2 separate regions of the Homo sapiens genome follow, and region 2 is linked to region 1. Evidence: chromatin loops called from intact Hi-C (ENCODE). Cell type or tissue: A673. All regions are shown on one strand. Each heading gives the region's core, and the rest is flanking DNA. Links, peaks and the distances in the headings are about the cores only.

What was found. A loop is a pair of places that touch in the nucleus more often than their neighbours do. Peaks named below come from ENCODE experiments on the same cell type or tissue, not always from the same donor. Only the 100,000 strongest peaks of a DNase experiment are listed, where the experiment ranks them.
Region 2: a loop joins it to region 1, with 5 times the contacts of the local background. A loop is called at or near these places in 2 of 110 quality-filtered maps.

What each region holds. Positions count from the first base shown.
Region 1 is chr14:26,120,048-26,135,723 of GRCh38, reverse strand. No RefSeq gene overlaps it. Among named protein-coding and RNA genes, the nearest start is that of LINC02306, 290 kb to the right of the region's middle. In A673, for the core only: a CTCF peak has its summit at 7,585 (motif pointing right); DNase peaks (open chromatin) are centred at 6,273 and 7,623; H3K4me3 peaks cover 509 bases; H3K27ac peaks cover 3,282 bases.
Region 2 is chr14:25,829,006-25,844,681 of GRCh38, reverse strand. It overlaps LINC02306 (long intergenic non-protein coding RNA 2306), which reads left to right and starts at 6,150. Exons shown (of 3, transcript XR_001750924.2): 1 at 6,150-6,222; 2 at 7,471-7,553; 3 at 8,708-11,674. In A673, for the core only: a CTCF peak has its summit at 10,761 (motif pointing left); DNase peaks (open chromatin) are centred at 6,931 and 10,741; H3K27ac peaks cover 1,097 bases.

The DNA of each region.
Region 1 (15,676 bases), core at 2,744-10,743:
ACTGCACATTTTGTAATGTATTAAATTCATGTAAACTGCCACTATGAAGACAGGAAATCTAATTTAGGGGAAAATATTCCAGCATAATAAGGAGGCTAAACTGAGGTGGCCACATTACAGACACACTGGCTTTCTGGCTTACTATTTTCTTAATCAAAGAACATGTCAGTGGGAAGGCCACCAAAAATGATATGGGATTCATAGCTGTCAGTTATGAGATGCACACAACAGGTAAATTAATATTTGGTGATAGGCTTCTGGTGCATGGGGCTTGACAGCTTTGGCACTACAAATGAGATCAGATTCTTTGTCATAATCAACCAAATATAATTATTCTCTGGTTGTCACTAGGCTGTTCAGGAATCCACATTAACTCTTTCAGGCCACCAAGAGCTCTTTGTATTTTTTTTTCTTCCTAGAAATTCACCGGTCACTGAGAAAATTGATGGAAAGGGTTACTGGCCTGTAGTTTTTGTACTGTATAACCAGAGCTTTGAACTGGAAGAAACCACATGGATTCTGTGACAACAGAACCCCTCCTCTCCAGGTCCCTAGAGATGTAGGGAATTGCCACAGATCATACTTCTCGCTAGTGGCAGAGTAGGGAGTTGAACTCATTTCCACTCAATTAAGTACAACTTACTAAAAAAGAATAATTTGTGGAATACTCTGATGTACATACTCTACTTTGAGCATAACCAAACCCTGTGAGAAAGACAAAGAAAAAGCAAAGACCCGGTGGTGAAGTGACTTACCTAATGTCAAGCAAAGTTGGAAGTGTAACCTGGTTCCTCTGATTCTGAGCTTCATGCTCTTCTTACTACACTGTATACTGCCTGTGTGAAAACTAAGATTACTCGCTGATTAAAGTTTCCCTTGGGTTAATACATTTCCTTTATTATTTTGCTCTTTTCCTAATTTAAAAAATGTGAATGTCTACTTTTTTCACAAAGATTTTAGTGTTATTTAACTGAAATTTAAATACACATTTAAGCAAGTCCTTCTCCTCTTCCTCCTCCTTCTTTTCTTTCCCCACCTCCCCCTCAACCTTCCACTCCTTCTTCTTTTTAGACTAGGAGATTAATACATCCTAGTGGATATATTAGTTTACTGATCCATTTATGCTTACTTCCTGCACTATTACTTTTAGAATGTATATACAGTCTTCATTCTCCATTTGCATATCATTTAAAGTTTATTAACTTCTAAAGGTTATTGAGTCTTACAGACTGTTCTTTATAAATCATTGTTCATGTCAAATGCAGATGTAGTTGTTAGTTTTACAATCATCCAAGAGAAGTAAAAATGAAAAATTACCATTTTTATTTTTAATATAAATGAGGGACATCTCTTGCTGTAACTGTCCGAAGTCCTGCAGTACACACTATCAGATTATACTACAAAGAGGCCAGCACATTCATATTAAGCTCAGGCTTGCTGAATTATATCAGTCATCAGTTATGAAGGGACAGTTTTCCCCTGACCCACAAGGGCCTGTTTAGCAAATGAACCCTTTCCTATTTAGAAGCTCTGGCTTAGACTCATTATCATCAAGGCCACTAATGATAACATTTAATGGACACAAACATTTTTTCTCAGATAGAAGACACTATAATTGTTTTAGACAATTCAAGTGGATTCAAGCCTTGTGGACCTTTTTATTTTTTAAAGTGGGAACCTCTTAAACAGAGAGAAAGTATTCTATGAAGATAGAGCTATCATGATCTTATTTTGAACAGGCGTAGGGATGTTTGAAAGGGTGCAGTATGCCAGAAGCTTTACTTGTAAGACAGAGAAAAGAATGTTCTGATCTATTCCAAACTAAAGTTTCAGGTGTGTTACCACCCATTCCTTCTACCTCAGCTACAAGTTCTAGAAGATTAACCAAAGCTCAGGCACATAGCTGTAACATTGATGGAGTTTCCTGGGCTCTTGCTCTTCCTAGGATCCCTGAGGAAGCATCTAACTGCAGCAGCAGCAAAGACATTCTTAAGACACACTGGTGTTTGTTTGAGTCTCAGCAGGTGGAACAGTGGGGCCTGTTATAAGAAGGTTAAAGAATATTCTTAAGCTTGATAAGTTTGAATAAACATTAGGCAATGTCTGTGTGATTCAGAAACGAACAGATTGAACAACAGTCTACAAAAATGCACCCAACGAAGTCACCAAACTGAATCCATTATGGTGGCATTGCATTTACAACACAGTGTGTTTACTCTACATGCCCAGCTAAAGGCAACACACATACACAGATACATACACACAGACATAATAATCAATTTTATAACTACCTGTATTTCACCTGGCATTCTACTTGATGAAAGAATGCCCCTATATGAATGTGCTATGAGAACATCGTTTCTAAAGCAATTTTCTGATGCAACATTCTCACTGTTATGAGTGTACTTCTTATAATTGAAGACGTTTCCATGCTCCCATTCAGTATAGCTCTTAAAAGTGAGTGTAAATTATTTCATTCAATGCCCAGCCAAGGAAATAGTGATCTATTGATATGCTGAAAGAAAAACTGAGTTGGACTTACTAAGAGAGGGTTTAATACTAACGCTCTGTGGGTGATGAAAGAGATTTTCAAAGGTAATTTTGGCTTTGGATCCTAAATTCTATCTAAGATACTACTCTACTCCAATGATGCTCCTCTCCACATACTGAACTATGATGCCATTGAAAAATACTTAGTTCATAGATCATGTTAGACATAGCCCCTCTTTTGGTTTATATTCTGCCAATGTGAAGTAACAAATCCAAAATGTTGGTAGTATCTTCTTACTTCAATTTCACCTGGACTGATGTCGACAGGGCTTGTCTGACATTAATGTGTTTCTCTCTCTGTCTCTCTCTCCTTCCCCCTTGCACACACTTCCACACTGACACACACAAACACACACATCATAGTTAAACTAAATGGTTTTGTCTCAAATGAGTTTAGAAAATAAGTTAAAATTAATTAAATAATGGAAAAGACAAGCATAAATCCACAAGAATTATTGCTGAAAAAATGTTCTGATCTCTTCAAATTAAACTTCCAGGTGTCATGTCACCTGCAAGAAGAGTTATGAACCAAAGAGTCAATCACATGTGGATCCCATGAGTTTTTTTGGCTGGTATCATAAAAATGTAGAAACATGTAATGCAGGGCCCTCTGAATGGTGAGCTGTTTCCTTGTTTGCAAAAATTCTAGCACCAAGACCTTCACTGTAATAATCAGGGGTCCCTACCAGTCCAGATAGCTGTAGAATTTAATGCAAACAGTGAAATGATTCATTGGAATGACCTAATCTGTACTACAGAAAAAATGTTGTAAGCATTGTACTGTCAAGCATAATCATAGACAACAGATGACAAAAGATACATTTATTTTTATACCATTTCTCACCAAAGAATTGGAGAAACCTTTAGTTTGTTCCAAGAGAACAATGTCAATGTGAGTTCAGTCTGGCTGCCTCCTGTTTTTGCAATATCCAAGTCTTACTCATCTTCTTTTTCTCATTTCCACAGCATTCCTTTCCCCATACAAAGCTGTGCTTGGCCATCACTTTTACCTCTTAGAACCATTATTGATATTTGTACATTTTTGACATCCATTTGCAGCTGTTGAATGTTGACTTTACATATCAAACACTTGCTGATTATTTTGCTAGGCAAAAGTTTTGTTTCTTTTAAATAAACTCTAAAATTTAGTCCGTCTCTACTATCCCAGAAATGGCATGCCTGCTTGCATTACCCTATGCCCTCTTCTTTCTCTAGTGAAACTTTTATGCTTTCTGTATCTGTTACTATGGTTTAGACTCCACTGTAGGATTGGGAAGATATTGCATTCCATCTTATTACTAGAAGGAAAACTTCCCGATGGAGTCTGAATTGTATAGTTACAATTCAGCTTGAGGGAATACATCTTACTCATCTCATAGCCAGTGTTGGGTGATCTGCTGTTACATTCTCAAGAGACAATTGCCAGAGGAAGCCAGAAAATTAAGCCATTAAACAAGTTAAACTATTTGTAAAGAGAAGTTGAATGTATTCTTTGACCAAGTAAAATTCTCTGGCCTTTTAACTTACAATATCAATTTAAAAAGATGAATATTTGACCCCAAAATCACTATTATGCATAGTAAAAAAATCATCATTTAAAAGAGAACTCAGAAAATGAAAAATGTCTTTCCATCATCATGTACTGTTACCAAAAAAGCTTCGGCATTCTGGGATCTTTATTATGAACTCTAAATCCCTAAGGAATAGATTTCTAACATTACCATTTTCAGAAAAATATATTTCAGTGGGTTTTTTCTGCCTAACCATTTTCATCTTCTATTTCTAGGGGAAAGTGACATTAAAGATGTGCAAAAGTCAGATTTCTTACTGGGTTTCCAGTTGCTTTTTGACATTGAGTGTGTAGCAACACCCTGAGAATGAAACTCCTTTCCTACATCTGAATTTCCATTGGCTCTCGTGATAGGAAGGGAATATAGAATTCTCCTGTATTAAAGGAGGGGGTGCCTGGGGTCAGGATCGGATAGGATTTAGCCCAAATATTGCAGCTAATCTAAGGTAACTCACAAATTCCTTGAGGAAAAAAGGTAGAAAATCCAAACCCGAGACAAAAGCAAGCTCTAATGACCCAACAAGGAATTTGCTTTGTGGTCTGTGATTTACTTTTTCTCTACATTTTGAGTGACACAAACCAGAAGACAGTTTTGCTACAATCCTGGAATAATAGCAAAGCTATCATTTGCTTTGTGAAGTTGGGCAATTTCTCAGATCAGGTTGTTTGTTATCAAACTATATTCTTCCAAGGCCTAGTCATTGTCAGGTGCTCATTTTCTCAACACTGTTAATACTACTAGGAAAATCTGACGTATATAATACAATATGAATATTTATATTCTTCTAGTTCCTTTAACATCTCAGTAGAGCAAGATTACTGGAAGATGATGTGCAGTGTAAATGATTATTGTTAACCAATGATTATTAAAGATTTCAAAGGTAAAGGTAGGCAGCATTAATCAGAGCACATTCACTTTCAAAATCATCTGAAGAGCCAAATTGTTCCACTTGTAAATTCTGAATATTTTCACAATACTGAACTGTAAACAAGTTCTCTTGCTATTCTAAGAACTAAAACCAAACTTCAATTAAGAAACTGAACCTGTAGGGGTGAGAGATTTGGATGATACGTGTTTCCTCATTTCTAGCAACCACTCGATTTTCTCTCTGGCTCAAACAATGAAAGAGCAGGCAAATCTCCAAGGCTGAGCTTTTTGGGGTGAGATTTTTCTAACAACTCTACGCCTAATTATCTGTATGTACCATCAGCAGAGATTCTCAAGGTACTGCTTATTGAAACTGACCTGGTAGGCATCCCAGGTCTTAAGGATGAATGAATAAATAACTTTGCTGAATGCTGCTGAATATGTGATAACGTAATTAGTATTCCTGCCCACAGAATTGAAAATGAGATGTTGCATCTCCAGGGACTTTTATACTTCTCTGTAAATAGTTTATCTTAAAATGCACAAGATACATATGAGCTAAGCAAAAAGGTTCACTCTAAATTAAAATGCTATTATGCTACAGATGATGTGGATGAAGGGTTTACTGAATTGTCACTCCCAGATTGACAGAGGAAAGCCATCATTTACATATTTTCCAAGTACATTGAGCCCCACAGGCATTTGGTTTTTTCAAACAACAACAAAAAAGCCATTCGGGTTAAAAATAATCCACTAGAGGAATACAATGGTGATCCATTGCTAGTATCTCCTGACTATGAAAATAAATGTTAACATTTATTTGATACTAAGGAGAAGGAAAACAAACGTTTGAGATAAGTTACTTTCTTCCAGATTTCAAAGTGAGAATTTTTAAAAAGTGTGATGTTTCAAAATCATCGGAGATTGCTGCCTCAATTTGTTTAAAACATTAAGGCATTTACCATATTGGCACCAAATCAAGTCAATCTAATCAATTTCCCCTTGGATACTTCAGTAACTTAGAATTTAAATGTTAATCAGTTCTATTCAGATTATTTACATACAGGTGCATAAGAAATAATCCAGTGGATTGTTGCCCAATATATGCTAGCTAAAACTGCAAAGACAAGAATTATTTTTTCTTTCTTCCAGAGCATTTGCAAAGGATGAGTGAACTTCCTTCAGACTCAGCAGGACTTCCTCAGTCTGGCTGTGTTTCAACTCAAAATGATTTCCTCCTCAGAAACAAGCACAAAAATGCCAGTTCATCTCTCACTAGAAACAAGAATAGAGATGTATGTCTCATGGCTAGAGACTCAAATCAGGAACATATTTAGAGAGCAGCTGCTAGTGGGTCCGGTTCCTTTAATGGCGTCACTGTAAACTAGAATAAACAGGGAAATGCAGACTAACACTGGGCCAAGAATCAGAAGAGTTGGCCTAACATTGCCACTAATAAGCTCTGTGGCTCTTAGCAAACCACATAAGCTCTCTGGGCTTCCATTTCTGCCTGTGTAAAAGAAAGCAGTTTGAACTGGTTATTCTTTCATTTATTCAAATGTATTGAATGCTTGCAATTTGCCAGTTACTGTTGAAGGGTAGGAAAATATGCCACTCCAAAATATGTCACTTTGACATAAGGATTATTTTTAAGCTGAAGGCAATTGGAAAGAAGAAGATATAATAAAAACTTTCTGCACTCACTCCCCCACCCCCGCCTCCACTTGCCTTAAAGCGGGACACTAATTTACAAAGGTGTCCCTTTTCCTGTCTACCAGGAAGGACAAAGGCTGATCATTGAAGGCTATTTTACTTTTTATCTTAAAAAACTTTTCTTTTTTTTTTTTTTTGGCACGGAGATTCGCTCTTGTCGCCCAGGCTGGAGTGCAATGGCGTCATCTTGGCTTACTGCAACCCCCGCCTCCCAGGTTCAAGTGATTCTCCTGCCTTAGCCGCCTGAGTGCCTGGGATTACAAGGGTGCACCACCATGGCCAGCTAATTTCTGTGTTTCTAATAGAGATGGGGTTTCACCACATTGGCCAGGCTGGTCTCAGGCTCCTGACCTCAGGTGATCCGCCAGCCTCCGCCTCCCAAAGTGCTGGGATTACAGGCGTGAGCCACCATGCCCGGCTTAAAAAACTAACTTTGAGACAATTTTAGGTTTACAGAAGTGTTGGCACATTAGTTCACAGAGTTAATTTCTATATACCCTTCACCCACGTTTCCCTAACGTTAACATCTTACAGAGTCATGGTACATTTATCAAAAGTAACAACATTAACTAAATTAGACTTTACTTGGATTTCTTCAGTCTTTCCACTGATGCCCCTTTCCTTTTCCCAGATTCCATCCAGGTTCCTACACTGCATTTTGCTGTTACGTCTTCTCAGTCTCCTTCAATCTGTGACAGTTTCTCTGACTTTCTTTGTCTTGCATGACCCTGAAACTTTAAAAAATACTGGTCAGTTATTGTAAAATAGCCCACAATTTTGGTTTGCTGATGTTTTCTCATGATTACCCTGAGGTTATGGATTTCAGGAATGAATACTGCAGAGGCGAACTCCCCTTCTCATCATATCACATCGGGGGTACAGAGATGACTTTAGACGCTTATCAGCCTGGAGATGGCACCAGAGGAATCTACATAAATAACTTTACTACGTAGCCTTTTTCTATGATGAGGTTTTCCTATATTTGACTTCCCACAATTTGCTGCCCCTAGAGCTCAAGGTCTTTTTCCTAGGTCTTTTTGCTTCTCTAAAACGTTAAAGTTCTTTGTTGAAGAACTTTAGATAAGCTGGAGTTCCAAGTCACCTCTTTGAGAGTTACTCTTTCCCTGAGTAACATGTATTTATGATATACATATATTAATAAACTTCCTTTTGTTTTTCTCTTGATAGTCTGTCTTTGTTACAGGGGTCCCAGCTGAGAACTCAGAAGGGGCTATGGTTTGAATGTGCCACCTCCAAAATTCAGGTGTTCCCAATGTGATGTATTTACAGGTGGTGTCTTTAAGAGTTGATTGGGCTCCTTCCTCCTGAGTGGGTTTAAGTACCTAACAAAAGAGGCTTCAAGCAGTATTCAGCTCTCTTGCCCTTCCGCTCTCTGCTATGTGAAGACACAGTGTTCCTCCCCTCTCCCTTCTGGAAGACACAGCGACAATGTGCCATATCGGAAGGAAGCAGAGAACATCCCTCACCAAATAATCAATCCTGCTGGTGCCTTAATTATGAACTTCTCAGCCTGCAGAACTGTGAGAAAATAAGTTTCTGTTCTTTCTAAATTACACGGTCTCAGATATTTTGATGTAACACCACAAACAGACTAAGACAGAGGGGGATAGTAAAAATTATTTTTCTCTCATCCGTTGTGATTGCCACTGGGATTTCTACTGGTGAACTGCCTTATGGGGCCTGCACTGATGCTGGTTTTCTAGCTCCTTTTTTGTGTTTACATCGACACCACCTTACTTTATTACTTTCAAAACTATGAAGAAAAGATAATCACAAGTCAGCCTGAACTCCCCTTTCTAATGTTACAAAGCTGAGGCCAACCTTGCTTAATTAAGATCCATAGACACATGTGAATAATTAATACATTTATAAGGAATGTCCTATTTTTACTACTTATGGCTTTTATTAGCTAAAGATTCTGTATCTTCTCAAAAATGGCATCTTATAAAAAGCTTCTAATATTGGAGATAGGCTGATCGGTGACCATTTTATAGGTGTTAGCAAAACTTACCTGCATAGATGCATAGAGTACATTTTTAACCTCTTGGTTCCTCAGATCGTATACTTTTTCTTTGCTGAGATTGCTGTCCCTTGCTAATCTCTATCCACCCTAAGCCAAACTTCTCTTATTGATCCAGAAACTTTGCTACTTCATACACAAATATTTCTTCAATCACATTATCTTCCATTAAAAAAAACACTATTGAGCAATTAGATATGACAGACATGGAACCAGGCTCTTTGTTTACATACAGTCTCTCTGTGCTTAGACTTCTATAACCCCAATGCCATTTTGCATATCTATTTTATTCATTCATTGACTTATTGCTTCATTTAACACATTTATTGACCATGTAGCATATGCCTGGTATTATTCTAAATGCTGGAATTACAGAAGTGAACAAAAAAAGTCCCTGACTTCATGGAGTCAGCTTCTAAATAGATGATAAGCTGCTGGAAGACAGGGCCTATTTTGTTATTTTTGTTTGTTTTTATTTTGTTTTGCATGTAGTAGAAAATGAATTTTTGTTAAATAACTAGAAGCTTGTGTTGAAGAGACACGCTATGGTTTTAATGTATTCCCCAAAAAACATGTTTTGGAAACTTAATCCTCAACAAAAGTGTTGGGAGGTGGGGCCTAATGGGAGGTGTTTAGGTCATGAGGGCTCTATCTTCATTAATGGATTACTAACTATGAGAAAGTGGTTGAGACAGTGAGTTTAATCTCTTTTTCTCTCTTGCTCACACTCTCTTGCCCTTCTGCTTTCTGCGATGGGATGACACAGCATGAAGGCCATCATCGGATGTGGGCTGATTGATCTTGGACTTCCAAGCCTCCAGAACTGTAAGAAATACATTTCTGTTCTTTATAAATTACCCAGTCTAACGTTTCTGTTACAGCAGCACAAAATAGAATAAGACATGGCAAAAATGTAGAAGGCTAGAGACAGTAAGACTAAGCTACTATATCCACACGGAAAGGATATTGTTAAAACTGGTCCTAGGAAATACTGAGAAGTAAACGCTTCCTTATCTGAGTCCAATTCGTCTGCCTACCTGCCTCCTTCCGTCCTCTTCCAAACTCATCTAAATACTTATTGTAATAGCATTTATTGTGAATTTTGCCTAATTATCTTAAAAGTGTTGGTATTTAAAAGATGAGTGGCAGAGAGATGTAACGTTAATATATATTATTAAAGTATAGTATTTCAAATACGGTGATTCAGGAGTAGAGACCGTTCTATTGAGGCAAATCTTCTCAATAAAATCACTGACGCCTAAAATTATGCTACCTACTAGTGATTAGTGGCTTGTACAGAGAGGTGCCATTGTTCTTGGCAATGAAGACAGAGAAATGATATCATAGTAATAGAGTGGCCAAAATTTTATGTTTTTGGCTTAGAATTTCTGAGCAAGCATTTTCTAAAGTTAATATACATGACTGTTTGGAAAGGCTAATTTCATATCAAAGTAATAAAGATATCTGAAAGCTTATTGGCTGGAAAGGTTGGTAAGGACCATCAGAAGAAGGGGAAACAAATCTGTTTTTCTAAGGATATATCCAATGGATCAAGCTTTCACTTCAGACAGCATACAGATTTCCTGACTTTCAATCTGACACCCATAAATATTCCAGCTCAGTGGGTCTTTGGGTTCCCCAGTCTCTATAAATATACCATAGCTTTTGATTGTTTTATGATGGAAGTTTATTTTATTTTATTTTTGCCTGCACAGTTGGCTTTATTTTCTTCTATGCTTTATAGACCCTTATCTTTTTATTAGTTCAGTGTTCCCTGTTGATTTTGTATTTTATATTCCTGCTGTCACCACCAGAACCTCACTGTAAACAAGAACGTTGTATCTCAGTGGGTTATTTTCTGTTAATGACCTGTGATACAGTATATAAATAAACCACAGAGTCATCCACAGGTGCAGTTTATTAGAGTTATTGCATTGTGGCTTGGGTAATGTTCCTCGGTTCTTTAAAACTTTGCTGCTTTGAGAAGCACAGGGGCCAGCTAGCTGGCAGGTTTGAAGAGAGAAAAATGAGCCTGTCACTTGGCAGTGGATGGGAACCCAGCCTAATAATCATCATTTTAATTTCTCAGTGTCAACATCTAGGTTGCTGTATGGCTTAAAAAATTCCACTAAGCCAAATTACCTAGATAAAGCGGTCTGGTTCTAATAGTTGTCTTGAACAGGAGTAGAGAGAACACACAAAAATCTCTCCCTGCACATAAAAAATAAAACCCCAGGAAAATACATACACTATACTGCTCAATTAGAACAAGAGGGATTGTTTGAGGTTGCACACAGGTGCATAATGAAGACTGATAATGACAGTTTATTAATGAATTCTCACAACCCCTGGTGAGGTAGGTGTTATTAAGACTCAGGTTCATATGGGGCAATGGAGGCTAAGTAACTTGCCCAAGGCCATGCATTGAATCAGTCCCAACTCAGGGAAGAGAGACGTCAAATGAGCTCCTGCTACACTTTGTGTTATAACCACTAGATCATGGTCTGTTTTTTCCTGGGATGAAATTAGCAGAAGTAAAATTGAAGATGAAGAGTCCAGAAATAGAAGGACTATTTGGTAATGATTTCAGAAGGGAACTAAAAGGCAATGAAGCGCTCTAAGAATATTGTAATGTGCTTCAATGAACAGATATATACTTCTGAGTTTGAAATACTTTAGGAACAGATTCCATCACACATCAGTAGCATTCAGGACTTGGAGAAGACAAGGGACAGAGGTAAAGTGGAAAGTACAGTAGAGGAAACTAATGTTCTGAACATTCTATACTATTGTAAGGTATTTACAACATAATTTAGCCCTGGAATCTTATCTTGTCATGGAGATATATAGAGAATAAGACTGCAGGCTTCTGTCTGACTAATTGTGAGCAGAATATTAGATCTTCATTTGCTTTTCTTGTTTTTTTATTCATAATAATGAAAATAATGTTCAAGTATAAATCTTTACAATTATTTATCATTGGTATTACAATTCTCTACATTTTTGCCACACGTATCCAGGATGACTCTAAACTAACAAAAGCAACCCATGCATAACAAATCCCCGGTAATTTAAGATGTTTAACTAGTGCATGCACAGCCATACCTGTCACCAAAATGATGAGTTTCACTTTGATGCATCTCAATCTTCAAATTTGTTCCAGGTCCTTTGTCAAACAGGCATACTTATTTCTCTTTACCGTGTTTGTTCTAGAAATAATTCTACTTAGTAGAACTGCATGATCAGTTAGCACTACAGTTTTATCAGATATATCAAAAGCATGCAATCTATGCCATTGCACATAATTAGTTTGATGAGTTAGCATTCCAATATAACTTATTCAAATTTACTTGCTGAGTGAACTATTGATGCATAATTTTAGAAAAAGAAATATTAGCACATAGATTTCACAATAGTCAAGTCATTGCTACCCCCAGCTACACGTTCTATTGTCTTATTTGCCATCTGATGGTGGTGTCATTATTTAATTCTTGGAGGATCAATACTGTTTATCCAGCAAGCACCTGTTACTTTAAAGGAATGTAGCAGGACAATGGCACTTTCCTTTGTTGTTGGCTTAAATTAGAGAAGTAAAGCCATCAGGGTGTAAAGATGATACCTGAGTTCTTTGCTTTTCTCATACATTGTGTCTCTCCAATATTTCTCACCAACACAATGCTTTCAGGAGCTTAATGGTTAAGTAAACAAAGCTCTGCATCCATAAGCATTTATCTGTATATGGATTTCTATAGGGGTTGTATCTTTACAGTCTCCTTATTAATTTTATACCAAGACATGATTAAAATGGCAAGAGAGAGAAAGGCCACTTGTAATGATTTCAGCATTTTACACTATGGAAATTCTTAAATAATTATCTAATGTTAAATCTACCAATGAGTTGTCACTACAGTTTTGGTTTTTTGTTTGTTTTGTGGAAAGAAGAAAGAAATATCTACAATACTTATTTACCTAAAGGCAAACTATTTGTATGTAAAAAGACAGTTACATCAAGTATTGGCTATAATGCTTCTTTACTAACATTTAAAAAGTATTGTAAATCACAGTGTCTGTTATGTGTATGAGTTTCTCATGACTTTTATTTTTGACCAGCCTACCCAATTCATAATCTGCTTAGACTCTTTTTGTTATTTCATACCTAACTTCTGTTTTTATTAATTTCTAACTTACAAAATCAAAACAGAGAAATGAAAAATCCTATATTTTGCCTGCTTTGAGATGATTTCACAGTGCTATTCAAAAGAAATGTTTGTATATACTTGATTAAATGCATGCACAAATGCATATTAACATATATATTTTTTCTTAGTGATTTAAATGACACATATTTTATCAAATAATTAAAAGTGAATATAGAAAAACACTATCAACAGGGCCTCCAGAGGCTAGAATGGTAAGACAATTAAGGGAATTAAATGACTCCTCCCTGTTGCTTCCCTCAGTTGTAGCTTCTCGAAGCATAAGATACCAGGAAGTACAGGACAGCATGGTCCAAAGACTAAGAAGTGGTTGGTAGAAAATGATCCGCCAGAGGGAAGCATCAAAGTGGGCTGGGGAAAAAGATGGGCCAATGACACAGATAAACCCAGGACACCTTCATTTTTTTCATGATTTGTGGTAATGTGGCATGATAAATGCATAGCTTTTCTTTTCTGCCTCTTTATTACCTTACTGTCAGTATACCTGTTTTCTCTAGAACTGATGGAGAATTTTAGTATTAGTAATCATGGTAGCTTAGCTTTTGAAATAAAATTAGAGATTTGTTCAAATAGGCACCTAATGCCAGAATCTGTAGTACATTAATCTTGCTAAATAGAAATCTACCTCTACCAGAATACTTGCAGTGACAGTGCATTTACCATATCACGAAGTAGTTATTCCTGCCTCTCTGTAGCTTTTACTCAGTTTTCTGGTTCTGTCTTATGAAACAACCACAATTAGCAAGACTCTTTCAGGTGTCATGCTTCAGAGTTTTGACAGCAGTCATCCGTAGTAAGTTCCTCTTCTCCTGGCCTGAGATGCACTATTACTCCAGCAGGTTTTTAGGTTACATGGTTCTGAGATCATCCTTATCTTTCTGGGTACTGTTCTTTAGTTGCACACTGGTTTTTCAAGATTTCAACAGCAAATATTTTTCAAGAATTGAAACAATATTCCAGATATGGTTTAATCAATGCAGCATGTAACAGGGTTATTGATTACTAAGGTTTAGATATTACACCTCTACTAATGCCATTTGAATTTGCTTAAGTGGCTGATCACTGTATTGCAGAATTCGCCCATAGTAATCCTGAAGTCAACAGCTTCAGACTTTTCACATTTCTATTGCCTGACTGTGGCTTTCCTATATTGTCTTTATGTATCATAAGATTATAGTAATAGAGAAAATGTTCAGGAAAAGGGAGATAATCATTATATTGTATGCTTATAATTTCTCCCCTAAAGTATGTGTTAATTTCTGCATCCTGATCTTTGAGACATATTAATATACTGGAGTATTTTAGGGGGTGAAAGATAAGAATAGTCATGGAGTTACAGGAAATGTTCTATGAGGAACTGTCAAAGGAACCGGAAAGGCACCATAAAGAAGAATGATGTGACAGCTTTCTGTTTTGTGAACTCTCCTCAAATATCTGAATGGCCTCAGTCGGAAGGTAGAATGCAAAGTAATTTATGTTAAAATAAGGCAAAATAAGGCAAAATTGAACCCAACATGACAAAGAATTGTCTCGCTATTATTTTTTTTTTTCAAAAATGCCATGGGCAGTTTTGGGCAACAGTGAGCTACCTGTCCTGGATGGCTTAAAAAAGAGAAAAATTTCTGACTGACGTGTTATTAGCTCATTTGATGGGGCTCTGGGCTAGATTATTTTTTCACATTAAAGAGTTTAGAAATATTTTTGGAATCAAATAACATTTACATTTATTCTCATGAAATGTTATTTGTAACTGTGACCTAGTCTTTATTTTGTCATGTCTTATAATTTAGTGTCATTTGCAACTTTATAAATGTTGTTTTTAGGTTATTGGTTGTTATTGATATAAAAATGGATAGCAACATATTTAGGGTTCCAGTTGTTAAGAATCTGTGGGAGCATGTGAAAACTCACAAAGGAATAATTATTTAGTACATATTTTAGTATTTTACCATGAAACAGTTTTTTCATTACTTTCTGATCACAGTTCTTTGACCAACCAACTTATAATGCCATGGCAATACCAAAGGAAAAAAAAAGAAAGGATAGAGAAAATTAATTTGATATGACCATGTGAATGCACTTGTGCTGACAGCAGGTGCATTTACTCTCTTATGTGACACTCACTGGAAGCTGCAGTCCAGGTTGAGAGGTGGGATCAGAGCACAGTGGACTTCAACTTTTGGATCTGTTTACAGGGGAAAAATCATATAGGAAGAGTCCTGAGGCAAAACAGTGGCCATTCAGCCTGAAATGGAGAAATGGTGAAGGGAGGAATGGCCTGGACTGTAAAATGAAAACGTGGTTTGGAGGGGGTTGGAGATGGAGGGGAATAGCGTGTCCACATCCAGAAAATGACAGTAATAAAAGAGTAGGCATAGGAGAGATGGAAGTTGTTGGTCAGCTGCTGCATGGATAGAAGTGAAGAAAAGATTCATTTTGGGGCATGAGTCCAAAACAAACCTAATGCGAAAATCAACTTTTGCTCTAGCATCATTTATCTATGGACTTGGTCCTCAGAAGATTGAGAGTATGGCCAATTGTAGACACCCAAAATTCATTTCTTCAATAACTTTATCATAACACATTTCCCTTTATTTGAGAAATTGGGACTTTGTGCATTGATGGTTTTAATGATCTTCTTTAAATATCTATGATTTTTCAAGTACTCTAAATGGTGACTCAGGTTGCATCTGAAAATTGTTTCAGCCCATAAGATA
Region 2 (15,676 bases), core at 3,707-11,706, 290 kb after region 1:
CTGACCTTGGTCTGCTAGTTTGTCTCCTCGTTGGCAGATGCTTTCAGGGAGGAGAGTTGAGATAAACTGGAGGATTAGTAAAATTCTGAGGGTAAAATAATTTTTTCTCAGCCTTTAGGGAATGGAGTAATGAAGCATGGCAAAGCAAGTCACATTACCTATATTAACTTAGAAAGGAAAATGAGTTCTCTGTTACATGTAGACCTTATTAATGAATAATCACTACATTGTTCATAACTCTGCCTATGCTGGAGAAGGTAAAGTGGACCAGGATGAGCAGAAAAGATGTCAGCAAGTAAATTTTCATGGGGCTTTGACATGCAGACTGATTTTCAAATGCTTTGACTCAGAGGACTCAGAAAGCAAAGGCAAGGAACAAGTAGGTGTATAGAGTGTCATTTTGGTGGGTGAATGAGTCATATCATAGGTTTGTTTCCTGCAAATGGTATTGTCACAGTGTCTGCTTAAGTTATTTGATCCAAGCTTTAAAAAGAAACATTGCAAGTCTTCCTTTCAGAAAGGAGACCCTAAGGAGTTTAAAAGGAATTATGGTTTCTTTTCATCAACACTGCTACAAGCCTTACTGCCACCAGCACTAATTACTGTAGCTCACAAACCCTGTACTCTTTCTTCAATTTAAGGCTTCAAGAATACTCAAAGCTAAACAGTGGAAATCCATCACGGATGTGGGCTTTTTGCTCTCATTTTAAAATGCATTATATAAGAGGGAGAATCCTTATCTGAAACTACAGGTTTGAACACACCGTAGGTCTTAAATTAGACCTCTCTTTGAAGCTTAGTAACAGAACAGTAGATGGGAACACAGATACAGCTGAAACTTATATTCTGGTGGTGCAACTGCAGTGCCTTGTCTATAAAGAGGCTAGAAAAAGATGAGCATAAACTGAAAGACTAATACTAAACAGCTGTGCTTATTTGGGGACAAAATATGCATTGTTGAGAATGTTTTCTTGAGATTTATTCCTAGGAATTACGTACATATGGAAGTCAGTTTGGCTCTCCTTTGGAGGAAAATATTTCCCCCCATGAGAGAAATAAGCTTTTTTAATCACAATGCTGTTGAAGGTAGAATTGTAGGAAATCCTACACAAAGGAACAGTCCATCTGAAATCTGCAATATCATTTAGACTTTTCTTTCTTCTCGTAGAGCATATCCCTCTGTTCACATGATTCTGTCGTACTTACCACACTATATATTAGTCATCTTTTTGTTGGTCTTCTCCACTTCTTACTCATTATTGCTTATATCTTATAGAACAAATATATATTATCTATTACAAAGCCTGATGTAGAAAAAGAGTCTCTCATATATACACGCATGTATAATTTGTTCCTTTACCTTTTTAAAATTCATTTAATTAAATATCTCAAAATATTATACAGAGTTTAGAATTTAAAGGGACTAAATCACTCATAACCTCAGTGCCCTAGCCAGCAAATGTTATTTTAGGAAATGAATATTATTTGGAAAAAAACACAAATCTAAAATTAAAAATCATTTTACATCTCTAGGTAGAAAACATAAAATCATACTCAGAGTGTTCTTAAAAATATATTTCCTATATTTAAATTTCCTTAAAAGCCATAACACTTCATCAAGATGTCTTAAGTGGGTGAAGATGATCTCATTTAGCAGATGAGGAGAAAGAAAAAAGGCTTTACACAACTATTTCAATGACAAAGAATGGATTAGATTTAAAGTGATACTTCCAGTTCAGGCTGAAATGGTGGTGACATACTTTCACTGCATGGGCAGGGAATGGGTTTGGAATAGTTTTTTGTATCAGAAGGTTGGACTGAAAATTGCCTTGAAAATATCTTCTAAATTGTGAGACTGATAAAAAATTATTTGAGGAACGTGTCTGTTTTTATATTAGACATCAATTTTCCAAGGTGAATAACAAGAACAAGATCTAAGCAACCCCTTGACTGTTGGGACTTGGGATTTATACCTGTATTATTTTCCTATGTTGACAGATAAGATCACAAGGCTCTGCTTTCTGGAGGCAATAGAGAACACTTCATGGGCAATTATAAGTAAATATAATTTGATTTTTAATTTTTCATATTTAGAACTGATATAAAGATAGTGACTATTATAAAGCCAGTAGTAACTTAGGTATCTTAAAACAATATTTTTTTGCTCTTATACTCCTAAATGAAAACAAGATATAATCTCTAAAATAAATGTTTAATGTTCCATTTTCCCATAGCATTGTGGTTACTGTAAACAAAACAGTTTAACAGATATGATTTCTATCCTCCTGGAGTTTGGTAAAGACAGTTGGTTTAAAATTAAAATGACCCTTCTACTTCACATATCAGATAGTTAAGCCTCATGCTGCCTGTCAGTGTTAGGAATAGATTTGGTGATCTCAAACCAACACAGCATTGTTAACGCAAAAGGGGGTCAGAAAAATTCTTTTTCCTTCATTAAAGTATTTGATAAAAATTGTTTCTTCACATTTCCCATGACAAATTTATTCAAGTGAAAAAACTAGCTCTTTTTGGGTAGGTTTGAGGGAATGGGAAAGTAGGTCAATAACTGATCAGAGTAATAAGGCCATTTTTTTTTTAGCCAAATCTTTATTATGTCAATACCCATACCATGAGGAAAGTACTCCATAGTCAAATGAGAAATGCTGCCTATTGAAAACAATTATTCAAACCAAATATGTTCAAACTGTTTTTGAGGATTAAACTGACTGTCTAACTCCTCTTTAGGCTTCCCAGCCCCTAGGTGCCACTCCATGTGTCTTTACATGATTCTAGTTAATCCCAGGCAATGTGCCTTGCATTAAATAGTGCACAGAATAGAGCTGGTGAGTGGACCTGCTGCCCCAGCACAATGCTTGGCCTTTCAGAAGGACCTAGAACCATCAGCTTCAAGGTAGAGCATTAGAAGTTCTATAGGTATTAGCCATGGTTGACAAAATGCATGTGTTAAATATTTAGTTAATGCTGGCCTCTGGTATTGGATTTCTAGGAAATCCAAGGTAAGAGGTAGGATGGTAAGAGAAATGGATTTCTTTGACAGTCTTTAGCCTTTAAGAAATTTCATAAGCATCCAAACTGTTGCCAGAGGTAACATGTTTCCCAGTCTTACCGTAGTGACAGCAAATCCAGGCCTTTGGATTAGAGCACTATTTTAGGAATTTCTTGTAGTTCAATGCATATTTCTTGTAACAAGTTAATTCCAAACCACCCATTATGATATAACTGATTACTCAACCATAGCATGTGCCAGGCACTCTGCTAGTCATTGAGAAAAAACAAGATGAATAATAACAGTGGTTAGAATTGCAACGGAGGGTTATTGGTGCTACATAAACAAGGAATATCCAAGGAAGAGTAGGGTGGGAAAGTGGCTGAAGGAATTTTAAAAAAACAACAGAAAATGTGATACTTAAGTGGAGACAAAGCTAGACAAAGTTTAGGAGGGCATTCCAAGCAATGGGAAGACTGCATAAAAAGAAGTGTGGGTGTGGTGGCTCACACCTGCAATTACAGCACTTTGGGAAGCTGAGGTAAGTAGGATTGCTTGAGCTCAGGAATTTGAGACCAGCCTGAGCAACATATCGAGACCTTGTCTCTACTTAAAATTAAAAAAAACAAATCAGTCAGGCATGACGGTGTGCGCTGGTAGTCTCAGCTACTTGGGAGGCTGAGGTGGGAGGATTGCTTGAGCCTAGGAGATAGAGGCTGCAGTGTGCCATGATCATGCCACTGCACTCCAGCCTGACAGAGTGAGACCCTGTCTCAAAAATAAGTAAGAATAATAATTTTAAAAAGACAGAAGCAAAACATCTAGTGGGTCCTCAGAAATGAAACACGATGCAGTTTGTTCCAGGGAGGATGGTTACAATGGTGTCAGAGGGTTAGTCATGTAAGGCCCTGAGTAGACTGGTGAGATAAAAGATCTTGCCTGGGTGATAAAGCATGGAAGGGCCTAACTGGCCTGCCAAGGGGCTTGATTCCAACCCATCTGTGATGGAATACTATGGAGGCCACGGAGTATCTGGATCAGACTGACACTTCAAAACAGTAACCCTCTTTGCAGTATGAACGGTGGATTGAAGGGAGAAAAGGGTAGACTTAGGGATGCCAGCTAGACGAATATTATACTAAAACAAGCTGCAGGTGATCAAGGAAAGGTAGGACAATGATGGAGATGTCAAAGAAATATTTTAGAGGTGGAATTGATGAGACTTAGTTACAAACTGAAAGTAATTGATGAGGTAAAGGAGGAATCTAGGACAAAGTCCATGTTACTGGCTTGAGAACAGGTGACAGAAAGTAGGTTTGGTCATGAATTCCATTTAAATTAATTGAACTTGAGGTATCATTGAAACATCCAGTTGGAGATGTCTATTAGGGCATATTATATAATATATGGGTCTGGAGCTCAAGGAGGAGGTCCATTTTTGAAATGGATAATTGTGAGTCATCAGTATATAATCTAAATTAAAGAGTCTTTAGGAGATTAAATATGATGCAGCCAGAGGAGACATTTTAATGGAGAGAAGAGGAAGAAAGTGCAGAAGACGAGACACTGCCCCTTAGGAGGATGATCCAGGACATTTCAGAGGTTGTTGCAGGGGTGGTTCTTACTCATTCTTACAACTGAAGCACAGACACATATCACTGTTCTGAGTTTGGGCAAAAGCCTGAGGCAAAAGGAAAGAATAAAAGGTCATTCTCCTCTCCTAACAATTGCTCTGGAGTTCCTTAACTTGATCACGATTATCAATAAATAGAGGAACTTGTTATCATGACATGTCCTGGAAATGTTCCCCTGAGATGGATGTTTCTAGTCTGCAAAGTGAACAATGAAGATTATGGGTAAGATGAGAGGGGAGTGAAGGACTCTCTCCTTCTACGTGAATGGGTCATCTTGTTCTGTTTACAAGACTAATGTTGTAATTAGGCACTCTCTGGGCTAAACCTCAACCTCAAGGCCTGCCTTTATTATTCTAACACTATGCCTTTAAATCCCACTGGGTTTTTAGTCTATTCAACGGTATCTATTTATATATACATGAGATATCATACTTAAAGAACTTTAATTACTTGGGTGTTACAGTGTCATAAGTACTGGATTTAAACTCAGAACATCCGACTTTGATTTTCTGCTCTGTCACAGATTAGATTTGAGATTAAGTCATTCTCCTTCTCTTGGCCTCTATGCCCAAGTTTATAACATATGACAGGGTTAGACACGATAACCTCTAAGATTGCTTCTCTAAACTTTCTAGAAGGGGTTGATAGTCAGATACAAGTAAATATGTATTCATTTTCTATCTCAGTTATTCAGTTATTTACTTGATGAACATGTATTAAACACAAATTAGGTGCCCTGGATACAGATAAATAACAAGCTCAGAAACTAGTGAAAATTAGATATATATTTGTCCTTAGGTGAAAACATATTTTCTCAAAAACTAATTCTTCAAGCTGTGGGTCCTTTTTGTTTTTTATGAGTCAGGCTTGGCATATGGGTTTGGAGGTCACTGCAGAGGAACAAAAGCATTTATTGTCCAAAGTGATATCCTGAGAAAATAATCTTGAAACTACAGATGCTGAGGGATACAAATAACCACACTTTAGGGGCTTTTAGCAGAGTAGTACCAATAATTAATGGTTAGAGACGTTCTTGTAAGACAGTGATCTAAAACAGCAAAACTCAAAATTTGAAGGTAGATGTAGGAGATAGGTAATCAAAGGTATGAGAGAAAGATAAACGTGTGGTTCTGGGGTCTTCCTGAGGATATGGAGCTGTGCCTAGGTATCTATGTCCCATGTGCATGAATCTGAGTAGAGACTAACTCAGATGTTCGTATTTCTGGAGCATCCCCACTCTTTCTTTTCCACCTGCCCCATCCAATAGAATATAAGTTATCCTTCTGTGAGTTATGAAGCAACTTTCCTACTCACTGAGGAAAAGTAAGATACTGGGGAGATGAGCAAGTGCTGATAAGAGAGATGAAGATCAGCTTTGCACCCCAGAATGATCTGACTAGGAAGTTAAACTTGCTGTCTAATGGCATTCTATCTCTTTTCTCATGTTTGTTTCTTCCTGTTCAAGATCTATTTTTCTTCTGTTGGTAACAGTGGTCTATTTTTCTTTTAGAGAACTACTCCACCATCATCTGATGTGGTTCTGATGGCTGTGTGTTTCTCAGCTTTATCCTCAGCCTGTGGGTAAGTCCAAGACTCATGGAAAACCAATTAGACTATCTTTTCTTGGCATTTAGAAATATTGAAGAAAAATAATATATGCCTGGGAAATGATTGGTGCAAAGTCACTCCCTGGTGTAATGCCCCTTCATTTGGGTATTTGGGGAAACCTTGGCTCTCACCTTCCCACAGCCTACTTATAGTCCTTTCTTCAATTCGCTTTTCTTCCCAATATTCCTGCAATAAGTTCCTTATCTCTCTATGCTGTACATTCTAGTTCATTATGTTCATATTAGGTAGCTTAAGTCTCTTCCAGATGTCACTCGATCCAAGGAGCTCTTCTTGTTCAGAGAAAGGTTAGGAAATGCATTTTGAAGTACACTTGGGAGACAAAGGGCAGGGCCCTGGGTCCCCGTTTGGCTAGGTATAAGAAAAAAACAAGGCAATTCAGACTATTTGAAGGTCTCTTTTAATTGAAAGTTTATTTGTGGCATCTCTGTTTTAAAGAAATGGGTTGTGAAAGCAGAAATCTCCCTTGACAACATAGGGACTTCTTTAGAGGTTGTGACACGTCCCTGTTCATGAATCCAACTGCTACTGCAGGAAGATGGATTTCATTTGCCCCAGCCTCTCTCTCTTTTCTGGTAGATAATGTAGAACTTTCAGGAGTTTCCTTTAGTTTCTGGGGCCTTGGTTCTTGAACAAAGAGATTCCATTATCTTCTACTCTTTCTTCAGCCTTGTCTACAAGTCATTTGTTACATTACAGCATTTCCTGAAATTTAGCAAATTCTTGAAAAGAAAGATTTAATCTTCTCAGGAGAAGCTGGGGAAGATTTATAGACGCCTATTCTTAACATGTCAAAATGTGGCTTGGCTGCTAAATTTACTGGGACCGCCTACACAGCTGAGGATTTCTGTGACTCTGCTGGAAATAATGGCTTTAGGAGGTAACCAAACAGCATTAGAGAAAAACATTTGAGAGAAAACAGATTTTTATGTTGCAGAAGTATTTCTTGTTTTATAAAAGAGCATTACATTTTTAAGAGCTCATTAAGTTGTTTTCCTTTATGTTCGACCCCAAATTAGAGTTTGGATTTCTTAATTTTCTCTTCTAAAATCATCTGCAAGGTATTGGTAACTTGAGTTTCCAAGTCTTCAAATGCCATACAAAATGAAAGCATTAATTCTTAGGTATTATTATGGAATGAATTGAATTCTGTTAGGTAGCCTTTTATAATACTTATTTTTTTTATGTGCTTGATCATTACAGGTAATTTAAAATAAATACTTTTGCAAGTGAACCAATAGAAATATTTCACTGTCATTGGGCAGAAAGCTAAAAACCTAATTACGGTATGTATTGAACAATTTTTGTGTTAGTTTCTTCACTCTTTCCATATCTTTGTTCACTTTATTTAACATCCACCATTTCTCCCCTCACATAGTCATACACTGGCATTTTTTTCTTCATTTCATTGAAGAAAATGATACTCTGTTACACAAATCTGCTCCCTATTTCTTTTGAAACTGTATTCAGTCAGTCCCCATAGAAAGAATAGGTAATGAAATTCTATCTCTCAAGTGTATGTAGACATATCAATCACTTTAAGTGGAAACAATCATTCCTCTGCCATTTGGAGCCAACATCTTTGAACAAAGCAGCAGCACCATTGCTTTCTGTTGCTAAAAATAGTTTTTCCATAAAATGCTAAGGTTTACCTTCCAACCACATGCCACAGAGGTCAAGAAAAGCAGATTTCCTGATAACATTTGATTTGAGCAAAGGGAGTGATAAAAGATGCGTTCTGTAATCTGGATTCAAAGCCGACTGAAGACGTGGAGTCCAGTGAAGATAATCGAGCAGACCTGTGCTGTCACCCTGCTACCATTCCATGATCTCTGCCCTGGGTTGGTCAGGAAGTACAAAGACTTATAATTCTTTTCCATGTTGTTGATAGTCAATACTCCAAACTGTAACATCTCCTATACAATTCAGCATCTTTTCTCCCTCCTAAATAAGCAAAAAAGATTTTGGATTTGTGATGCCACCTTTTCCTCAAGAATCATTATACACGTTTGCTTTTTGTTTTGATTTCAGTGCTTTAGGAAGCTGGCACCAGGAGATACAGAAAATAAGGCACCTGACCTCCTTTATTGCAACTGCCCCCATCCTGCATGCCTCCCCTACCTGCCATAAACTTAAAAATCCACGCATATTTAAAATGCTGCTGGCTAAAAGCATGTTGCTGATGGATTAGAGAAATACCACGTTAGCACAACACATTCTAGTTAAAATGAGGTGCTGCTGTCTCTACCCAGGGCATTGCTGCTGTGAAGCAAAACAGCTCTCACTTCCAATCCCCAGATACAGAGCAGTATCAATGCAGAAATATTAAAGAGAAAATTAATAATTTATTTCAAAAATTCATTTGCAGCTGCACTTCAGTGAATTAATTACTTTTTGTCTTTCTCCTCTTATTCATCCCTCTCTCTTGCTAATGATCAAGTTGGAAGTAGGAAGAGGAAGTAAGTATGGTTGGAAGAGGTGGAGTCTGGTGCTGCCAGAGCAGAAAGCACAAAGAAGAACGTGCTTTTAGGTGGGTGCCCTAAGAGACATGATAAGTGAAAAAGGGTAAGTTAAACTTAATCCTATTTCTTTACACCAAAAGCAATAGAAAACCACATTACTATGTTATAAGTTCTACTTAGTATTTTAGAGGAGAGAAAAATTAAAATCCAGCAAGCAAAATCTCAAGTTATTAAAAAGATTAATCTGTTGTTTATCACTATATCATCTATGCAATTCACTTCCCTGTATGTTCATTAAAATAGACCAGACCACACAGACACAGCAATTGTATAATTTTGCTTAAGTGTCACGCGGAGCTCGTGTACTGACTTCCAGAAGGGTTGGGGTGGACACAGTAATTTTTGCATAACACTTGCTTATCACAACTTTCCAGATGACTCTATGGTGACATTATGGCAAGGTTCAAATCCATAGCCATTTAAATCATTTTCTGAGCTAGAATAGAAAAATCAGTCCGAGAAATTTCATCTACCATATCCCAGACTGAGGCAAAGCAGATGCTTTCTTCCATATTTAAAACACTCACAAAACAGGAAGATAGTTTCCATCATGCCAGTTCAAGCTACCATGTTAAAGCAAGCAAAAAGTTGTGCTTTTTAATATACCTTATTCTAAGTAGCTGGTTTAATGGGAGAAATAACCTTTGTACTAATGAGATTTTGAAAAAAACAAATGAATGTAAAAGCAAACACTGAATCTTCTCTAATACTCTTGTTGCTCTGGCACAGGATCCATAGCCATTTGGGTACCAAATGATCCCCTCAGGGATAAACAATTTCCATGGGTGCAATTGGATGTTCTGGTATGTGTATCAGCAGAAAGGGGGAATAAAGTTAAGGAAGAAGACGGAGAGAAATCAGTGTTTAATTTTATCCAAAAGATAAGAGACAGAGGAAGAAAAAGAAGTACAGAGAGGAAGGGTATCAAGAACCAATGCTGATGGTGTCAGAGGCAGATACTCCTCTGTTCTGTTCAGTGAAACTATCATGAGAGCCCATTGACTCTTCTGTAAGAATTTGTATAGTTTGCACCATGACACCGTGCCTCAGACTGTCTTAATGACTCATTGTCCCTGTTTTGACACAACCTAACGTGATCAGGAGCTCATCAGCTAACTCAAAATTTGTTTTCTGAAGGTTGAAATGAGACACCATCTAAAGGTGTACTTGCTATAGTCTCACCTCTGAGTAAGGAAACAAATGCTTTGTGACTTTGTGTCTTTCAGTACTATACGATTTGGGATACTATAGCTCAATGTACCATTATAGCTCTTTCCATGGATTTCTAAAATATGCCTAACGAGTAACCAACTTAATCAATCCCAAGTATCTTGGTGGAAAAGATTTCCCCTCCCAACATCAAAAACCCTTCAGATAAGATGAGTGCATAATAAGGCCAATGTTTATTTATGTAGCTGTTGTAACTTAAAAGAGATCTGAAGGAAACATTTATTCAGTATCATCAAGCCACTAATAACTTCCATGCACTCAATATACTGGTCCATTGGCTATGAATGCATTCTTACTTTTACAGCTTCCCTAGAAATTCTTTATCTGAAAATTTACCAAAAAGCAACTCATCGTATCATACAGTAAGAAACTAAAAATCTATATCTAAGACATATTGTTGCTGTTTCGAACAAACCTGGAATATAATTTGATAATTCAATGAAAATTTGTTTGTTTCATATTGTGTATGTTAAAAGAAGTAGCATTAACTGGAATCATCAATCAAAAAATTTCCCCAACATCTCCCGGCAAGTGATTGCAACAGCAGCTGGAAATTTGGTAGACATCTTTCCTTCCTAATTCCTTCAGCAAGAACATTTAGAACGCTGTAATGATTGGCTCTAAGGAATCTTGTGTTTATGAAAAACTATCCTGCTTCTGCCTTATGCATTCAAATTTGTCTCCAACCAGACTCTTTGTACGCCCTGAAAGCTCCCAGAGGCTTTTGACTACGTAGTACTGCCCCCATGTGGGCCAAGGGTGTCAATCGTACAAGGAGCACCTGCATTGCATTTTTGACATTAGCAGAGGGAGGTAAAAACTATGATTTTTTTGGTAGTTTTTATCCTATACATTGATTTGAATTTTCAAGGGAAATAAACTTTTCCAGTCTCAGAGTTAGTCATAAAAAGTAGCTGGGTTAAGATGCCTGGAAATAAAGAACAGAGGAGAAGGGATAGGAAAATCTAGGCCAATGTTCTCTCTCACCTGGGATTCTTGTTTTTCTCCGCCCAGAAGGTCAAATCTCAGATGAATTAGTATGCAGATCACATACACAGCAACTACAGTTCCAGACTAGGGAATGTGCTAATTGGCTCACCCGCCCGAAGTACCGGGGTACCAGTCGTCTGACACATAGCCTCTGAGGGAAGCAGGACTTAATGCAGGACACAATGTTCTCACCACTCTGCACTGTCCCCTATCCCTGCTTCTAGCAAGCAGCCTGGCCATACGCAGCGATGGCTGGAGCACTTTCATAATTATTCCTGCTTCGTAGACTAATGTGTACACTTGGGATTTTAAAATGCTATCTAATTCAGAAGAAATTAAAATTAAAGCCAGTGTCCCTCCAGGCTCCTTTCCCCATACATTTCTCCTGTAGTGTTCCAAACAGTGCTCTAAATAGCATCATGCATAAAAAGGTAGGTTAGAAACTCGGCATTGGTGGTGCTAACACCCTTTAAATCTGTCATAGCATTGAGAATATGGTTAAAGCTAGTCCCTTACCAGACAGTACAATACAAGAAACAACTCTTTTGCTAGTCCTCAAAGAAGTTAAATAATTAAAACCCCTTTTCTAATTCCTTTATGATTAGAGAAAATACCTTATAAATAAATGAGTAAATAAATAGCATCTCAAATATGAAGATTACTTGGTTACTTGTTTGTAACTCCTTTCACTATTGGCCTCATCATTCCGACTCATGAACTGTTTTGCTCTCTTCTGGGATTGTTTCCTAAAGAGGTGGGATGCTTCAGAGAAGAAACATAGAATTTCCTAAGTGTTAGCACCCGTCTTGTTCCAGGAAGCAATGATATGCTTAGAGCTCTCTTTGAACAGGGAGCTGTCTGAATCATATGGTATCCATGTTGCTGATGCAATAGGATCAGGAAAAACGACAGCCGTCAGTTGTTGATTAAGTCTGTTAAGTTATCCAGGCTAATGAGGTGGAGGCTTTTCATGCTTCCCCTGCCTAATGTCTCTCATTAAATGTACACTTATCAAATATTCAGAAAATTGTGGTAGTCATAATAGTGGTAATAATAGCCACATGATGACAATGGTGAAAAAAGAAAGCATCCTTGAATGGAAGAGGTTTCATTTTGCTGAAGCAAATCAAAAGAGGTTGTAGTACTGCTGTGAGCTGTGTGCAGAGTACATGAGACTATCTAGATGTTCCTTTGCTTTATCATGTTTTTAATAAACTAAAGGTAATTAGCTAGATTTCCTGGGATTACTTGGACACACAAAAGTACAACAAATTTTTAGGCAACACAAATACTTCTCCTGATTTGAGTTTGCATTTTGACCTGAAACTAGCAAAGCAAAGCTAATTCTCAACATTGCAATTTACATTCTACTTCAGTTTCTTATTTATGTTAGTTCAATTTTAGATCAAATGCCCTTGTGGAGCCACCTTATATTAAAAAGACTATTCAGCCTCAACTGAATTAGACTATTTTTTGTTTGCTTGGTTAGTTGGTTGGTGGGTTTTGCTTTGTTTTTTACAGGTTTGCAGCTGAAAATTTTTTCTTGCTTGTATTTTTCAACTTTTATGTTTGTCAGAGCCTCTAAGTCTGGGTCAGGATGAGATGTGAAGATGTCAGAAAATTCAAGGAACCTTCTATTTTGTAGACTCAAAAGGATTTGATAATAATATGAATTGTCAGTTTTGCTCATCACTCAGTTCTAAAAATCTATACTCAAAACCTTTCATGATTGTCTTATCTCTCAGTAGCATCAAACATAATAAAATCAAAATAAACTTCTGATGAAAATCAGGTTTCAAAATTTTACCGGAAGTTTCTTTTCTGTTTGATTCTTTTTGATCAGCACCAGATATACCAGAAACAAACAAGTTTCTCCAAAATCTCATTTTGTTTTAGCAATACTCCTAGCAAGAAAAAAAAGACAAATATGGAAATGATGCTGTTCAGGTTTTTCTTCTGTCACCTCTATTAATAAGTTCATAAAAACAATACTAATATTAATATTGGCCTTATTAATTTTCCAAATTAAAAATAACATAGTTAATACAATAGACTCAGCTTTTGAATTTGTGGTGATCTTTCTCTGGTATTAGGAAATTTTGCATCCCTGACAGTTCAGTAGCACTACTTTCTCTTTTGTCTTAAGTCTAATGTAAGTCTAACGGGCTCATTTAGGCTTGTAATGAACAGTTTAGGATTTTTCCTCTCGGGTTCCCAATCTTGGTAGGTGACAGTAGTTTGTTTGCATTTGCCTTATGTATTTGATGCTACACAGTAGTGAAATGCAATCCTTTGCTGTCTATACAATTATTATGATGCCTTTGCAACATGATGTGCTCACTGACACAAGTTTACCTTCCTTTGCCCCAGGCTTGCAACCTGGTGGCATTTGAATGTACCTGTTCCAAAGAAAGTATTGGTCTTATGACAGTTTTGTGATGTGAAATAAGCTGAAAGTAGGCTCAACTGACCCGACTATAACAACATACCTCAGTCTAGAGACTCTTCTAGCTACTGATGATTGCTTTTCTCATATTTGGAAAAGGCTATGACATGGCCAAGAGAAAGAGAGAGAAATGTCTTTGACCAAGTCTCTGAACTATAGAACTTGTCAGAGACTTTTTTTCTTTTGTCCTGAAAAGGAAAGCAGAATATCAGAAATATATTTTTGATACTTTATTAGTTTGATACTTTATTAAGTCCCAGCTAATGTTGTCGATGAAACAGCAACAGTAGCATTTCCAAAATTTCTGTTTTGGAAAAGATTATGGGTAGCAATTTGATTGGGAGAGATAATTAAAGAATTGCAATCATATGGTTTTTACTTAGAGTGTATGATTGTATACCTATTCAGGAATAATAATGGATAGCCTGAAGGGGATTATGGACAATGGCAAAAATCTTCCATCCCTACTTCTTGGCACCCCTCTGCATATTCACTGCTAGTTTGATGGAACAATTTGGAAGTTTACTGTTTGTTAACGGTTTCTATATTTTATGACATATAATATGTAGAGTAACATAAAACTAGATAGTAATGAGGAATATCCATTTAAATTAACCTACCTAATGAAAACAAACCAAACAAAATATTTATTGTATGCCAGTGGCTTCCATTCCTGTTTCTTCATGAGATCCAAATTAGTGCTCTTAAGTCTAATTGCCAAAGCAGCTTCCATTGTCTGGGCCCATATGCCAGAATGAACTGCCATTTACATTGGACCAAGAAAGCAGTAAGCACGTTGGGCAAATTTGACACAAATATGCCAGCTACTGTTGATATAGGAGCAGAAATAGTGCATAAGCTTTCCTTGAAACAAAGAATAAACTAAAAACCAATCACTGAGTACATCAGTTTCTCATCCCTGCTGAGGTGCCACAAGGCCCTGAGATTCTTCCTTACAAAGCCACCCACCAGAGAGAAAAAAAGAAAAGAAGAAAAATAACAATTCTAATGTTGAGAAAAAGAAGTCAAGGGCAGACTCTAATACTTTCCTTATGTTCTCTCCGGAGCTCTGTGGAGAATATTCTGTGCTGGTAATTGCTCCTAATCAACTGGATGGAAGAGAAAGCAAAAATAAGAACAACCCATGCCTATATATTTAGTATACGCTTAATTCTTCTCTAACATAGATGACATCTAGGAGAATCCTAGAAAAGGTTTTACCAGACATTTCTTTTCACCTATCACACAGTTCTAATCGTTCTTTTCTTGGAGTGCTTTTAATACTTTCCCTGAAAATATGTAGCAGCATAATACTCTGTTATTATGGTATAATTGGTCTAGCAAGATTTAATATTCTCTATAGCTCAATCATCACCAAGCTCTAGCCATGCTAGAAAATAGACTTTGAATAAGTAGAACTGTCTCAGCTAACTCACCCTACCTGGCAATAGGAAATCACCGTAGGATTGTGATAATCTTTGAAACCTAGTACTTTGGGCAGGGTAAATATTGGGCTCATACATGATGCATACTCATGCAAGGACTCATAGTGTGTCTCCCTCAATTGTAACTGAGTTACAAAGTTGTCTTGACTTTGTATATTGGAATAAAATGGACTAATATTCATTACAAATAAACTGTACCCCAAACAGTTCTTAGAATAGATACTTCCAAAGAGCTGACAGAACAGAGCACTATTATTTTTACATTATGTGCCCTCCTTATCCAAGGATAAGGCAATACCCTAGACCTAACATTTACGACAGCCCCTAAAATAGCCACCAAGAAACTGTGTATTTAATTCTTAGTCTTTCAATATTTTTTAAATGTTTTTCAGGCATAAGCTAGAGTTACTCATTCTTGCCTCCTTCCATATTGCTTGGATCAATGAAGACAATTATCTTAGCAGCAAATTAATGTTAATTTCACTACACAAAATTTTGAATAAAATTGAACAAGAGTAGCGATACACATAAAAGCCACATCTTAGGCTCATGGGCTATGCACGTATTTTTTTAGTTGACATAAATCTTGGAAAAATTTCCTTGTATAGCTGTGATCAGTAAATTATAACACTCCTGAAGGACTCAGCTAGGTTTTTTGCATCCCTATAATTTCAGATGACAGAATATCTGACTAGTAGTAGGTACTCAATAAATACTCGATTAAAAAATTAAGCCAATGGGACATTGTAACCTATGTTTTGTCTCTTAATGTAACA